Regions from separate parts of the Homo sapiens genome. Here region 2 is linked to region 1. The links are chromatin loops, found by intact Hi-C in ENCODE. Cell type or tissue: IMR-90. All regions are shown on one strand. Each heading gives the region's core, and the rest is flanking DNA. Links, peaks and the distances in the headings are about the cores only.

Region 1 (8,277 bases), core at 1,192-6,191:
CTTCCATTTGGAAAAGTTATAAAAGGAGGAGATTTAAATTCTTTGATGTACTGTGACCACTCCTCTGTTTCTTGACTTTATTTCAGACAGCGTGGCTAGATCTCTTTTCCATGGGAAGGAGAGAAAGAGGGATCCTCAGAAGCTCCTGCCTGATCTCCCTCTACAAGTCTCTTGTGTAAACCAGATGGTCAGTGACAAGAAGAGCAGAAACAAACAGTGCTTTTCTGAGTCCAGAGAAAATGGATAGGTGGGAAAATAACCTCAATTAATGCTAAGAGAGTAGTGGTTCTCTACTATTTCCTCTCATAGTTCTCCATGTCCTACATTTGCCTCTATTAAAGCAAAAACCCTGGCTGATCTCTTTGCACAGTTATTTAACCGGAATTCCATCCATGGATGGGCTGTGGGTACTGAGGAGGTCTATGAATCTATGCAAATACTAAGCAACAATTCACATGCATATGTCCATAGGTGCTTTTCTAAATACAGAGATTTCATAGATTGTATCAGATTTTCAATGGGATTTTTTACTCTGAAAATTTTAAAAATCATAATCTTACATGCCACCATTACTGAACATTTGTATATTTTTCCTCTTGAATTTCAGCAGATTTAAAGGGAAGGGGTAAAAAAGAAAAGAAGAAAAAGCAAAGAAAAGGGAAAATAAAAGAAAGGAAAGTGGGACCTCACAATAGTTGTGTCTGGACAGGTGAGACGGCAATTCATCTCAGTCAGAACCAATTGGTTGGGATAATTAAAAAGAGATCGATCCACTTCCTAGGTCTCTGCCGTGTTTTTTAATCTCTTTAAGATTCCTGTCTTCTCCATTCCCTCTGCTCTTTCCAGAGAGAAAGAAATCTCCAACTCCAATACAGACAAGCATTTTCTTAGAGGATCACCATCATTTATTTCAGCAGATAAATAAAAAGCCAAACTCCTTACAATGACCACAAGGTTTACAGGCTAGCATTCCCCTTCCACCCACTATTTTTCTGACCTCACCTTCTGCCATCCTCCACCTGGCTCATGCTGCTCCCACCACACTGGCCTCCTCACTGTTCTTAAAACACACAAGCACGTTCCAGCCTAATATCCTTTATATTGGTCATTGGTTGCTCCCTCTATCTAGAAACAATCGTCTACCAGAAATCCCCAAAGCTGGCTCTCTTACTTTCTTCATTTCTCTACTTAAATATCACCTTCTTAGAAAGGGCTTTTCTGTCCACCTTACTTCTTAAAATAGTGACTAACCCTCACCCCAGATTTCCCTTTCCCCCTTGCCTTGTTTCATTTTTCTTTTTAGCATGTCTCACCACCTGAAATGTAATTATTCTTTTCTCCTCCCACTAGACTGACTGTAAACTCCATATGAAGGCAGAAACACCATCTGCCTTATTCATTGCACCTTATACCAGTACCTAGCACAATGCCTAGCACATAGTAGGTACTTGATAATAGTTGCTGAATGAACAAGAGCAGGAAATGATGAGCAAAGGGTTCAATATCAAAGGTGTTCCTACTATTGCTTCTGTTGTTTACTCAACTTCTGCCATGCTGGCCCCTTTGCTACCCTGTACATGCACCAGTCATTCTCCTGCTTGAGGGCCTTTGTGCTTGTCCTATACCCTCTGCCTAGAATGTTCTTCCCCAGATATTTGTGTGTCCTTCAGCCTTTTACTCAAATCTCACCTTCTCAGTGATCCCTTCTCTGGTCTATCTAAAACTGTAACTTTGTCACTTAAGATACTTCTGATGTAATACTTCCTATCACCTCTTCCTGCTTTATTTCTTTTCCTAGCACTTATCATCATCTCACATATAATAATATATTTTACTTATCATTTTTATTGTCTATTTCCCTCAAAAAGACTGTCAGCTGTAGGAAAGTGAGAACTGTTGTCTCTCTTCTATCCCTAGTGCCTCGAAAAAGGTCTCACTCATAGCAGGCACCTATTAAATATCTGTTAAAGGAAGTAACAAGAAAACAAGCAAATGATTCCTCTTATACACTAAGCTAAAGTAATAATCAGCTGGGTTTTCTTTTCTTTCCAGGAGAAAAAAATGACTAAATTGTTTAACCAGTGAAAATACATATACTTCCATATACAGACAGATACAGGAGATTCTAAGATACCTGAGGGATAGGAGACTGCCTTCCCCCCTTGTCCTTAGAGGCACCATTAACACCCACTCCCTCTACCTGAGGTCCTTAGTGGAAATGACACATCAATGGGATGAGACGAAAGGACTGCTTCTGGCACAGGTAAAAGAAGTTTAATTATTTTATGCTATCACAAATTGAGAAGTTACTATGTGCCAGGCCCTTTATACAACCACGCAAAATTCTCACACTAACTTATCAAGATAGATATTATTATTCTCATTTTATAGAAGAGGAAAGTAACACTCAGAGAAATCGAGTAACTATCAAAAAGTCTCATGCCTAGAACTATTCAGAACTGGGTTTCAAACCCAGGTCAAAAGTATACAGAGACTCTGTTCTCTCTGCCTTATTGTGCTGCTGCAGGTGAAGGGAGGATATGTATCTTTATCTGAGGTTTCCATTCTGACCAGTAGGTCAAACTCCTCAGACTTGACATTACTTGGCATTTTCAGTGAGTATTTTCAGTTTCCAACTACATAAGGCCTCTGAACTGTCAGGAATTAAATTGTGGCCCTGCTCCATCCCCTGAAGCATATCAGAACAAATATCAGTGTTCTCCCTTGCAGGCTATTGCCTGTATTTCATTCCATTAGCATAGCTGGAGCTCTGAGATCAAACCCAGATTTTTTTTTTTTTTTTTTGCACTCAGTCACATGGCAGTTAGATCACATTGGGAGAAGAGGAACACGTATTTCTGCTTGGTTGTGGCATGTTAATAGGTTTGAAGGAATCCCAAGTTCACATCACTGTACAGAGCAAGTTTCCAGAGACAAAATATTCCACTGAACAGCAAATGAGCAGGAAGCACCAAGATCCTGTGATATCTGTCAAATAATGCTCTTCCCATTCTTACAAGCACCTTCTCCCCAAAAGGAGAGTCTGTTATTCATTCAATGTATGTTGGCTGACCAGGTCCTGTGCTAGGTGAATGTGACAGAAAGGTGAATGTGATTCCAACTAGTGGAGAAAATAGACTTGTAATCAGATGATGAATTACCACCCAATGTGGCAAAGACTATGGTGGGGTTAGGAAGAGAGTTCAGGGAACACATAGAGAGGGGGAGGTCTGACTTTTACAGGCTACATAAAGACAGGTTTTCCTAAAGAGATGATGAAGAGCCTGCCTCAGCCTCCCAAGTAACTGAGATTACAGGTGCACCCCACCACACCTGGCTAATTTTTTGTATTTTTTAGTAAAGATGGGTTTTCACCATGTTGGCCAGGCTGGTCTTGAACTCGTGACGTCAAGTGATCCACCCATCTCGGCCTCCCAAAGTGCTGGGATTACAGGTGTGAGCCACAACACCCAGGCCAGAGCCATTTGATTCTTTTTTAATCAGTCAGATAAACCCAATTTGTTTTAAGGTATGGTATTGGGCTGTATTCACCCAGAGGTTTACTTCAAAATGGGAGCAGTGAGGAGCTTACATTGTGACCAGTTCACTGAAGTGCAGTGGCCACAACTCTGTCCCATATGGACTAGTGGCTCTGTGGTCTGTGATCCAGAGCCACAGAATTTCCTAACACTGACCAACCACGCTGTAATTTCAGCACTTGGTCACAAGGGGGAGGGGGTAGCTGAGAATCTGAATTCTAGGATTCTAAAAGCTGAAATTCACATAGAATCCATCCAGTTGAGTGCTTTGCAAGCCACAGGGCAGAGAAGGGGAAGAGGGGAGAGAAGTCCAGTTCGGTAGATAGGACTACAGATCCTACACTCAAGCTTGAAACAGTGCAACTCTGCTGTTTTATGAACTGAGTTTCTGTACTTACTTTTGTTTGAGATGAGAGGGTATCGTTGCTGAAAAAAAAAGTAAAGTAATTCACTTGCTCATTTTAGAGACGAGAGAAATTCCCTCAAAGAAGGGAAATAATTTGGCCCAGATCACACTGTGTGACTTTGGAGCAAGGGACTGTACATCTGCGAGCCTCACTCAGCTCCCCCATCTCTGAAACGAGAATAATAGTGTGTACCTCATCTGGTTGTTGGGAGGATTCATTGAAATAATGCAGGCAAACACTTAGCACAATGCCTGAAACATACTAGATATGGACAAATATTGCTTACTATTACCATTTTGATGATGATGATGATGATGATAGTGATAATAATGATGATGATTATACAGTAGTTCCAGTTAGTCCTTAAAACTGAAGTTCTCTGCGTTGCAAGCCAGCATTCTTTTCCATACATCACACTCTCTCAGCGCAGGTCTTTCAGCAGAACTTGTCTGCATGACCTGACACAATTGACCATCCCCTCCTCCTGGATTCACTTGATTCATTAATATTTCAGGGAAACACACTCACTGATTTGTCCTCCTACCTCACTGACCTCCTGCTTCCTCCTCATTTCCCTGCTTCCTCCTCATTTCCCTGACCATTAGCCTTTGGATTGCCTCAGAGCTCGGGCTTCAGATCTCTCTTCCCTCTTCTATGCTAACTGTCTAACTCACTCAGATTTTAAATTATCTCCGTATGTTCAAAAATCATAAATGTATTATCTCCAGCCCAAAAGCTCTTTCCTGGGCTCCAGAATTGCGATGCCAACTCAGCATCTTTACTATGTTATAGGCCTATCTCAAAGTAAATGTGATCATAATAGAATTTCTGATTTCCCTCCCAAATTTTTTCCTTTCCCTATTGTTCCTCATTTCAGTAAATGCTCCCAACTTCCCCCAAGTTGTTCAAACCAAAAACAGGCACCTTTCTCTCTTCCTTCCATCCCATCTCCAATTCATCAGCATGTCTTGTTATGCCTCCAAAATTCGCAATCTTCACAAATTTGCCTAATTCTCACCCCCTGCATTGCTAAAATCTTAGGCTAAGCCAGCATTATCTTTGGCCTAAATTACCACAACAGCCTCCAATCTGATCTCCCTGAATTCACTCTTGCCACCATTTCTGGAGACCACTCTTCATGCGGCAGCCAGAGTGATCGTTTTAAAATCAATAGTCAAGCAATTTGATTCCTCTGCTTAAAACATCCCACAGTGCCTTCTCATTGAACTTGTAATAAAATTCAAACTCTTTAGCACAGCCTACAAGCGCATATATGATTTGGCTTGAGACTGCTCTCTCCTTTGCTTGTTGGCTTTTTTTGAGGGTGTGTCCCTTGAATTTACACTTGTTTCTTCTGCTGGGATTCCTTCTTTCTCATCATTCAGGTCTCAGTTCAGATGTCACTTTCACAGAGTTTCTTTTTCCCTAGGTAAAGGAACAAGTGTCTGTCCCCATTCCCAGTGTATTCTCTATCCCATTGCCCCACTTCTTTTCGTCATAGCACTTATCACAACTAAAAATTATATAGACACTTTTTTTACTTGTTTACACTTTTAATGTCTCCTCCTCACACACTAACCAATAGAATGTCATTGCCATAAAGGCAGAAACTTTACCTAGTCCACTACTGTATCCCCAGCACCTAAAACAGTGCCTGCACAGTAGACCCTCAGCAAATATTTGTTGAATACAAGAAAGAGAAAAGAAACTTAGAGACTCAACTTGACTCCTTCTCAACATCCCCCTTGACTGTGTCTGTGAAGTCCCCTTTCCAAATGAACTTTCATTCTAGATTAGTCCAGAGAAAGTCAGGGAAGAACTTGTTCTCCACCCCACTCACACCCTGACATTAATTCACTCTGGTGAATTAAGCATCGATAGAGCTCTCTGAAAATATTCTTTTCATGGCAAAATGATTTTTCCAGTCTACAAAATAGAGTAATTAAGAAGGATCCATCATGATCAAAAAGTATTGCTCCTGTGCTCATAATGAATGTACAATAATTGAGGTATTCCAACTAGTGTCATTTGCTTGACACACTCCAGTTAAGTAGGATGCTATAAATGAAGAAGTTCGAAACATCACCTGTTGCAAACATTCTAAAGGAAAAGAGCTCCTGAACAGAACCCTTCAGGATAATAGGTCTGATGATGAATGGCTTATTGCTACAGGAAAAAAAAAGGACTTGTAGAACCATAGATACAGAGAAGGAGGGGAAGAGCATGCTGATGCACAATGTCACCCTGATCAAGCATCAGGAGCCTTGAAAACAGGTCATATTTGGGATTAGAAATCAAGATTGGCCTTTAGCAATATAGTTAAGTGAGGGAACTTGTCCTAGGGAGGAAGTAATGGCTGCAGGGGTTTTTCACCTTTTCCATTTGTTATTCAGCTACATGGGAGATATGTGGAGGAACAGAAGAGCGTTTGGCCTGGAGCTTCTAGCAAAGTGGGATGTAACATTGAATTCACATTAGAATCACCTGGGGATATTAAGAGACACTCATACCTAGGCTTCACTTCCAGTTATTCTGATTTAATTAATCCGGAGCAAGTCCCAGGCACTAGTATGTTGTTTACGCTTCCTAGGTGATTCCAATGTGCAGTCAGGTTTGAGAGCCATTTTTAGCTGGTCCAAATCTTAGGCAGGCAGCCTACGTTTTTTCCTTTGAGAACTCAGTGGTTCTCAAAGTATGATCCCCATACATGCAGTAACATTACTCAGGAACCTATCAGAAATGCAAATTATGTGGTCCCTCCTCAGATCTACTGAATCAGAAACTCTGGGGACAGGGCTCAGCAATTTGTGTTTTAACGAGCCTTCCAGGTGAAAATGATGCACCCTCAAGTGGAAGAACCACTGCTTTAACCAGCAGTAACAGATTAAATAAATATACCCACTCTGACTATAATGGAGTTAAGCAGCTGGAGCTAAAAGGAGCGACTAGAGGCAATTTGACTCCAAACGGCACTGAAGTACTGCAGCCAGAGCTGTTTTTTTTAGGGATCCCACCCCAAGAGAAGATGTTAGCAAATTAAATGAGCACTGAACCAAAATGCAACTCTAAGGTTAAATCCAAGGTTAGAAGATGATATACCTGGAAATATTTAAGATTAACAAGAAATGTACTGATTTGTACACAGAAGATTCTTTTCTTTATAAAAAATAAGTAGTTCTATGTGAGGTGATGAATATGTTAATTATCTTGATTTAATTATTTCACAGTGTATGCATTATCAAAACATGTTTTACGTTGCAGATATGTACGATTTTTATTTGTCAGTTATGCCTTAATAAAACTGGGGAAACATCTTAAAAACTAGTTCTAAAGATGTGCTTTAAGAAATTGTTAGCTTGCAACAGAGATCTATGGTCAGTTTGTTAAAAATGTAGATTCCTGGGACCCATACCCAGAAATTCTGATTTTGCAGGTCTGGAGTGGAGCCTAGAAATTTACATTAATAAGGCTTTTAGGTGATTCTATAGTAGGTGGACCTCTTACCAAGCTTTAAGAAATGCTGTTCTATATGAACTTCATCTGCTTTATTAATGGCTGATAAAAAAAATTCTGATTGAAAACTAATGTCAGTGATCTAGATGAAACGTGATGCCTCATAGATTTAATCATGTGACCTTGCAAATAAAGACACCTCCTGGAATCATTCTAATGACTGTATCCTAATTGGGAACAAGGAAACTGACAGAAAACAGCGAATCTTGAGTGCTGAATCTACATCCCCAGGAATACAGAGTAACAATAGTAATGGCAAAAGCAAAACCCACAAGGTGATCATGTGGAAGGTGACTGCAGCTTGCTTTATATTTTCTATTCTTACTTGAGACCTACTTATTTAAAATCTATGAAAAAAAATGCCTAAGTTCATCTGAGAGTAATTTTGAAGTGTTTTTTTAATACCTCAAAACATGTAAAGGCATAAAGAGGTCACAGCTACTGACTGACTTATCCTACGGCAGCCTAATACCATACATCTTCAGCTCTAACTATTGCTATATAAATATTCAGTAATAGCAATATAATATCTAAAACTTTCTCCAGGCCGGGTGCGGTGGCTCACGTCTGTAATCCCAGCACTTTGGGAGGCCGAGGCAGGCGGATCACTTGAGGTCAGGAGTTTGAAACCAGCCTGGCCAATATGGCGAAACCCCCTCTCTACTAAAACTACAAAAATTTGCCGAGTGTAGTGGTGCATGCCTGTAATCCCAGCTACTCGGGAGGCTTAGGTAGAAGAATCTCTTGAAGCCGGGAGGTGGAGGTTGCAGTGACCCAAGATCACATCAGTGCACTCTAGCCTGGGTGACAGAATGAGA
Region 2 (8,277 bases), core at 2,150-7,149, 89 kb after region 1:
TGGATAAAAGTTATTTAGCCCCTGAATGGATTGCCTAGAAAGGTAATTTGGGGCAGGATCCACGGACTTGAAATCTGAATGAAATAGCAAGAGAGATGAATCAGGAAACAATGGAATTGATCTGTCATAGTTTGGGTTGACCCCTACAGGCCAGAGTTCAAACAAACCAGTCTAGAATCTCTAGGTCCCTTCAAACCTCAGAGTCTCAGGTTATAATTATATGAAATGCACTGAGACTAATATTTTTGCAAACCAGCCTAAGACATCATTAAACAACTTCTAAGCAGAAATAAAAGACATCTGTGGTAATGCCACCACTATTCCTCAGTCTCATGGGCTAGAAGTTGAAGTCATCCTACCTTCCACCGCTCCTTTGCCCCATATATATAATTAAGTCACTAAGCACTCTTCTTTTGAATTCTGCATTTTGTTATTGCCTATCTTACTGCATTTTCCACTGCTATTACCCTACTTACTGCCCTTATCCGCAAGCTAAGCCTCCGAGCTGGTCCAACTGCCTACTGTCTCTCCCTGTCAATCCATTCTGCACATAGTCACTAGATTCATCCTCCCTTGACATTACCCTTCTACCTTCAGTAGTTCCCCCACTACCTATAGGATAAAGTTCAAACCCTTTTCCCATGGACCTTAGGCCTTCCATTATCTGGCACCAACAACGTTTTGAGTATGATCTTTCTCTATAAATCCTCTGCTCTAGAAAAACTATTTGCAGTGTCTCCCAACACAACCTCTGCTTCCTCTGCATTTACCTATACCAGTATTGTAGCAAGAATATAGCTCCCATTCTAAACTGCCTCTCAAAATATTATCTATCCTTTGAGATCCAGCTCAAATTCTACCTTACCCAATAAATATATGTTGCATGTCTAGTATGCACCAGGCATTTTAAAGCCTTGCTAGCTTTCCCAGTCTTTTATTGCTCCCTCCTCTGAGTCTATTGAGCAGTGTCTAAGTATCACAATTGGCCCTTCGTAGTGATTCTCTTATATAATTATTAGCCATTTTTTTGTCTTAATGTTTTTTGTACCCAAGTACACTGTAAGCTTCTTGAGAGCAGGATCTTGGTTCTGTATTTCTTTCTTCCCTCACCCCTTACTCTACACCCTGAAAGTAACATATTGCTTTGCATTTTGTAGGAAGGAAATGTATTTTAATTATTTTTATAACAGCATATTTCCAGTCAGAAATCCTGTTGACCTGAGAGAGTTACTACATCAGCATCAAAACAGCCTAAATGAAGCAGAGTAAAAGTAAAACCAGTTGGCTCTCTTGGAGCCAATACAATTAAATTCTAAGTCTAGAAGGAAAACACATCTGTTCTAGTAAAATGGAATAGCCTGGAGATATAAAGAATCCCTATAACATATAGGAGGAAGAAAAAGATGACTATAGCTCATAAAAGAAAATCAAACCATTATATCATTGAAATAAACTGCTCCTGGTTTTAGACAGGAGAACTAATTCAAAACTTTCAATGACTTCCAGTTATAAGTTCACTTTACGGTTCCTTGCAGATTGAAAATTAGTGTAAAGAAGGAGCAAAGAGGTAGCCAGCACCAGAAGAACCTGCTTCTGGACTTTTTCTTTTATTCCCTTTCCCTCCTTCTCCCACTATTTTCTCCCTGCTACATCTCCAACTACCACTAGACCCCCTACACACACACATACAGACGTTTTTAATAGTCATGTGTGTGTGTAAACAAGTGTATTAGCTGCCTTTGTAAAGACTGCTCTTCTCTGTCTCCTTGGAGGATTCCAGTTAAGGAGGGACCACAGCCCTAACCCCAAATCAAATGCCAGAGACTCTCAGAGTCTTCCTGACCTGCTCTGCCTTCACAGCTCCTCCTCTTCTTTTGCTTCAACTCTGTTTCAGGCCCCACCCTCATCTCAGATCTGAAGACTAATATGGTCCTCAGTTTTCCCCCTCAGTATTCCTCCTCAGACATGGCTTTTCATTCTCCCTTAGTTTCAACTCACGCTTGGCCTCCCAATGAAACAAGCCTGTTTTTATATCCAAGGACCATCTCCAAGGATACCCCCAGGACTTGTACACCACAGGGAATCTGACAGGGCTGAATGCTGATGTTCAGTAGGAGATGAAGATACCCTCTCTCAACTCTTGTCTCTTTTGCCACCCTTTCTGTAGCCTTCAACACAGATTTGATCAAAATGGATCTTGGCCATACAGTAAACAGAGCTTGATACAGTCCAAGAAACTCTGTGTATGTTTAATTAATAAACAGTTGTTGAACAGCTTCAATAGCCTATAAGCTGAATCAGAGATAAATCAGGACACAGTCAACCCAGGAAGTGTTATCCCCAACATTGGAAAGAAGTTTCTAAGGAGGAAACAGAAAATTAAGGTCCAGGAAATGGCCAGTTGTTGGAGGGTCCAGACGAAAGCCAAGGCTGAGCCAGGAGGCATTTTCATCTAAGAGTCCACAAAATTAGAAAACCAAGAAAGAGAGGTTTTATTTTCCCCATTTCACAGAGGAACTGTAGAGGCGTGAGTTCAAAGAGAAAGCATATTGCAGCTAACAAAGCAACCCTTTTGGGGGAAGCCTTTCCAACTAGGTTCTGTTGATGGTTTTCAGTCATATATTATTTTGGTGGGGGGAGGATATTCATGCAAACAACAAACTGCAGTTAGCAACATATCATATTGCACAAAGTGATTTACAATAAGAACTTCGCTTGGGAAGTGATGATAGGTTCATGTGCACCCCCAGTGGAGAAACACTGAGTTAAATCAGAGGGATCAATCCAACCAAACACAGGAACCAGGAAACCCCAATGTTTTTGACAAAGAACCTCAGATAACCTCAGAAAAGATTCTTTATTTCAAATCTGGTCATATTTAAGTAATTTATTATGCTAAATATATTACATGAATAGGAGCAGCCTCATGTTCATTAATATTGGAAAACATTACATCTTAGATCCTTCAAAAGAATATTACTATTACTCACAACCTCACTTTATTTTGTGAGGGAAATATCTTTTATTTACTCTTGTTTTAAGTTCTGAATAGATGCAGGTTGCCCTGGGTGGTCACCTCTCCCTGAATTGGTATATAATTTTGTCATTCTCAGGTAGTTTGGCAGGAGTTGCAAATGTAAATATCCTCAGGTGTCAGGCAGTAACATAAAACTGTGAAACTATGGGGTAGGAGATAACTGGGAGTAGTAAAAACTGTGGTGATCAGCAGAGGGCATGCCCAACCAAGAATTTAAATTCAAAACTTTTTAAGGCCACATGCTGGTCAAACATATGTTTCTAAGTTTTGGACTCAACCTCTGGCACCTAGTTTTCTATCTCTGGTTAAAACTCAAAGGAAAGAGGGATGGGCTTGATAAGTCCTCAGTGTCTTTCAGCTGGAATATTTGTTTATTTTGCATTAAATGTTGCAAATCAATCAGAAACCCCTTTACTGGACAGATTCTAAGTGGAATTCAGTACAAATCCATTTTCTCATACCTTAATATCACTTCCCTTATTCTATTCTTCAGAATAAAAAAAATTGCATGGTTTTCCTTTGACTGAAACATCTTCATAAAATTTCCTTTATTTACCATCAACATTGGTCCCTAACTGCTCTCTGTGAGAGCTACTCTGGCATTTTGGAGACTATAGAGCTGATGCCCTAACTTGGTCCTATTCTGAGAAACACATAGGTGAAAATTTGGAAACAAACACTTTAGCCTGAGTTTATGATGGTAGGGATAGATGTGGAGATTTGGGGTTATCAGAAAACCCCCGACTTGGTGTTGGCCTCTCCTTTCTACACCTTCCTAACCTTCCATCCCTTAAACTCCAGGGTGATATAACTCAGAAGCTCCAGAAAACAACCTTGTCCACTGAGTGCATACCCTTAACCAGGCTCTTTGAATGGGTTTTACGTCAAGAATCTGAACAGTTCTAGAAATGGAACTGCGTCATGTGGCAGAGACTGTAGCAACCAAAATAACAGTAGGCAAGGAGAAGCTCTGCTGCCCATGCAGCTGCAGAGATGCTTCAGATGTACAGTTTCTTGTAGAGCAGAGATTATTCCATGTGTTGTGCATAGAATAGCACCAAACACATTTCATTAATGCTGAATAACCACCCAGAGAGGCAGAATGGGCTTCATTAGATGGTAAAATCCAGGAGTGGCAATGCAAGATGTGGGTGGTGAATTGGGGTTCTCATTTCACCATATTTGGGGCTCCTCAGAAACTAGTGAAGCTAGTTAAGATTTAACATTGTTAAATCAGAATTCAATGTCACTTTTTGAGAATGGAATTAACATGATGGAGAGAGTTTGATAAAGAGTATCTTGGTAATCCTACCTGTTGTGTTTGAGAGACAGGAAGCCTAGTGGTTAAACCCAGAGGCTCTCGAGCCAGTCTGTCTGGGTTCTTCTAATTCCAACTCTAAGGTCATCTGTGAGGCCTTGGGCAATTTGCTTAACTTTTCTGTACTTAGTTCCTTCATCTGTAAGATGAAGATCATAAGATCCACCCTATAGTATTGTTGTGGGGCTTAAATATGAAGCACATAGAACAGTGCCTATTATGTAATGAGTACTCAAAAAGATTATTAAAATGCTTTCCTCTTAAAAGCTTTTAAGAATAAGAATAAAGTTGATGCTCACTGTTTAAAGATTTGAAGAAATCTTAAGCAAGTCACATCGCTTTTCTGAGTCTTAGTATCCTCTGTAAAATGGGATGATGAGAGTATATGGCAAGATGTTTCAAGCATTTTTTTGGTAGTACAACCTTTTATTCAAGATTAATTGATGCTTCTTTTTATTTAAATCTTGGTATAAGGGAATAATATCCTACATATGCCTTAGATACTTTTAGTCCACAAGACTGAGAGTGACGCTTTCCTCTGCTATTTCTTGGTTTCTTAACCCTATGACACCAGAGGCATGGAATGCCCCCAGCTTATCTGCTCACACCAGCTGTTAGGGGACAGTAGAGATTTTCCTTTAGAGTGAAAGCTGCAACAAGCATCTGAGAATAATTTGTTATTTATCAAGTGTTTCCTTTTGTTCACCATCAAACCTGACACTGGTCATTGGAATCACACAAACCAGCTGGTGAGTAAAAACACTGAGTTTAGTTTTGGCTTGCTTCTCATCCTGGCCTGTTATACTGAATGTCAGGGTAAGTCTGCTCTGAAGCCTAGGTGACGAGCTCCAAGTTAGGAGAGAAAACTCTAATATTATTCTTTCTTCACTGGGTAGGGGCTCTGGAGAAATCACTTTACCTTTGTAAGTCTGAAGAAAACAGAGTTTGCAATCACTGTCCCTCCTTCTCTCACAAAGACACTACACAGAGAGCAGAAACAAGAATAGACCCAGGGCTAGAGAAAGGGCAAGCAAGAACAGGCATAGGTGGTGGTCTCTCTCCATTACCATCTTTTGAATAAAATGTTTCTCCAACAGTGGACCACTAGCCCCCTGAAATGAAGCCATCTTGGGTGCTTGCTAAAATATTAGATTCCTAGGCCTCACCCAAACCCACTGGATCTGAATCTGTGGTAGTGGGGACCAGAAATTTGAATTTTAATAAGCTCCTTTAAGGATTCATTTATCCACTAAGAAACTTGCTTAAGAACCACTGGTCTAGTCAATCACCAGCTCTTTGAATCCATCTGGAAACGATGATCATCTATTTGAGATCTCAGTTATGGACAAGTTAGTTATGCACAGAAAATAAGTGTTAATTGTAGCTGGAGATGATTGAATGGGGTAAAAGGGAAGATTTTCTGGCAGTGTGATTAGACACATAGGAACGTGGAATCAATAAAAGCTGTAGAAACTCAGCACACATTTCTGTTTTGAAAATAAGATGACTAAGTTTGGTAATTCAGGGAAAAGCTTGCACTATATGAAGCTTGAACTACCTGAAGGGAGGTTCATATTTCTGTCTCCAGGAATAATAATAAAAAAAGTGTAAGCAAAAACATCCCTTTAATTGTGCTGTATACATTTCTTGAGTCCCTTGAAGCCAAACAAACTTATTTTACCACTAAGGAAACTGAGGTTTAAAGAGAAAGTCATTTTTCCCGGGTCACATAGCTAGTTGATTGGTTACAAATCTTTATTAAATCAGTCATTGATGGGAAGACAAAACTTACTTGATTTGCCTATCTGCCCACATTTCCCTTCCCTCCCCCAATTTTGAGAAGAAAACACTGTTTCTCCCACTATATTTTTGCCTTGCAATTAGGCTTTAATGCTTGTCAGCTGAAGCAGAAACTCTTCTGAGCATTTAGGCAGAGCGTCTAAAGGAGATCTAATGACCCTCGTGACTGAAAGTGAAAAGATTCAAAAACCAGTGTTTACAGATCTTCAGCTGCTCTGATCAAGCCTTAAAATTGCTGAAGCCAGACCTTTGGTTGCACAGCTATCTACAGGAGCAGCCAAGGAAGAAAATGTTTTCTGAATAATTTACAAGATATATGAGTAAATGTGATATTCAATTAAGCATGTAGTCATAGGAAGGAAAATCAAACAATTGAAATTGCCACTCAATGGTTGGCTGTAAATGCTGCCTATGCCGCTACCCCACTTTAGAGATGCCTGCTAGACACTGGCAAGAAGAAGACAGTGCAGTTAATGGTAAAAATGGCCCCTCTCTAAAAACAGAGTTAGAGTGAACATATGCCTTCAACCCTCTTAGGAAAATGAGCCAAAACCAGCCAGTAAAATGTAGCTGCACAGGCTGCCTGGCAGAGAATTTTCATACATTGCTAAGCAGCAAAATGCATAGAACATACGGTGCTATGGCTGGAAAGGACCTTCCAGATCATCTAATTCAACTCCTTTCATTTTATAACTGAAGAAACTGAGGCTTCAGAGAGGGAAAGTGATTATCTCAGTATCACACAGCTGGATAATTGGTTCTAAATATTCCCTAAATCGAACTCCTTGGTGTGGAAGCATGTTTGATTTAGTGAGATGTCAGAATTACAGACCACTTTTTAAAATGCATTTCTTTTAAGAATTCTACGAAGTTTATAGAGTAAATAAGTAAACATGTATCCCAGTAATTCACAACCTTGGCTTGTTATCAGAATCACACGGGGAGACTTTTAAGGTAGCTCTATTAAGCATTCTCATGCAGGGCCACTGTATACAATTGTGCAGGCCACGCACTGCATGAGAGTGTCCACTGATGGAGGTGAATGGGGGCCCAACTTGAGCCACTGCACAGACTTACCAAGCTATGCACCCTGATTTAGGGCTGCACCTGCTCAAAGGAAGATGTGCCTTTCTCTACTTTGTGAAAAGGGTCAATATGGATTAGTAGCAGCACTATATTCTTGGCTCCCCACCTCACAGGTATCACTGCAACTTCCTACTTCACCCTATCTTGATGCTCCAATATACTTTGAATCCTCTCCCACTCCTGAAATAGGCTCAATTGGTGGTTGCCTCTTGTGTATCTCTGGACAGAAAAAGCCCTTTCAATGTGTGGTACAATTTCTCCCTCCCCCTTACTACAACTGTGCAGTTGTTTAATGCAATGACTTTCAAGTTTTCTTGATTTCTAACTCAATTACTAAAAAAACCCTCCCAATATATGTACAAATATATATATATAAATTATATAAATGTAATAATGTATATCATGTATAAACATATATTTATAACTAAACATATGCTACTGTACTAGAAACACACAAAATTCCTTTAACACAGGCAAAAAGGAAAATTTAAAGTATGTAATAAGGATGAAATTAACCATATTTAAAAATAATATATAATAAATATATTATAGTCTGAAAATCTTTTTGGCTTTCACTAAAAAATTAACATTAAACTAATGTCTTTAGAGAGAGAAATGTTCTTTAATAAGCTTCATTTGTTATAAAAAACTTCAATCTTTCATAATGCAGTAATCTGAAGTCCTGATTCTAAATTCAGCAATTTCAATTCTTGGAATTAATGGCTGTCAGCCACCCCCCACCGCCAAAAAAAAAGATACCTCACAAAGACTTGCAGCAAATCTGTTTCGCCTACTTCTTATCAGTTTATTAATTGGAATTGTGCTGTTTTGACTTGGTAATGTGGCTAACAAAGAGCTCATCCTATGAGTAGAACCTTCTAGAAGCAGAATGGCATTAGCTCTGCCATTTCCTTATTATTTTCTTGTGCTTACACTAAGTTTCTCCTCAATCCCTGATTTACTTGCATGAAAAATTGCAAACTACTTGCTCATTTGTGAGGATTAGGTTAATTAAAACTAGACAGTATAATATGTA

What was found. Peaks named below come from ENCODE experiments on the same cell type or tissue, not always from the same donor. Only the 100,000 strongest peaks of a DNase experiment are listed, where the experiment ranks them.
Region 2: it touches region 1 in a loop (2.7-fold over the local background); 2 of 110 quality-filtered maps call a loop at or near these places.

Annotation. Positions count from the first base shown.
Region 1 is chrX:112,142,856-112,151,132 of GRCh38, reverse strand. All of the region lies in intron 2 of RTL4 (retrotransposon Gag like 4), which reads right to left. Among named protein-coding and RNA genes, the nearest start is that of RTL4, 64 kb to the right of the region's middle. In IMR-90, for the core only: a CTCF peak has its summit at 3,718 (motif pointing right); no DNase peak of the experiment used is centred there; H3K27me3 peaks cover 383 bases.
Region 2 is chrX:112,055,115-112,063,391 of GRCh38, reverse strand. The region is part of intron 1 of TRPC5 (transient receptor potential cation channel subfamily C member 5); the gene reads left to right. Among named protein-coding and RNA genes, the nearest start is that of TRPC5, 24 kb to the left of the region's middle. In IMR-90, for the core only: no CTCF peak of the experiment used is centred there; a DNase peak (open chromatin) is centred at 4,931; H3K27ac peaks cover 1,000 bases; H3K27me3 peaks cover 67 bases.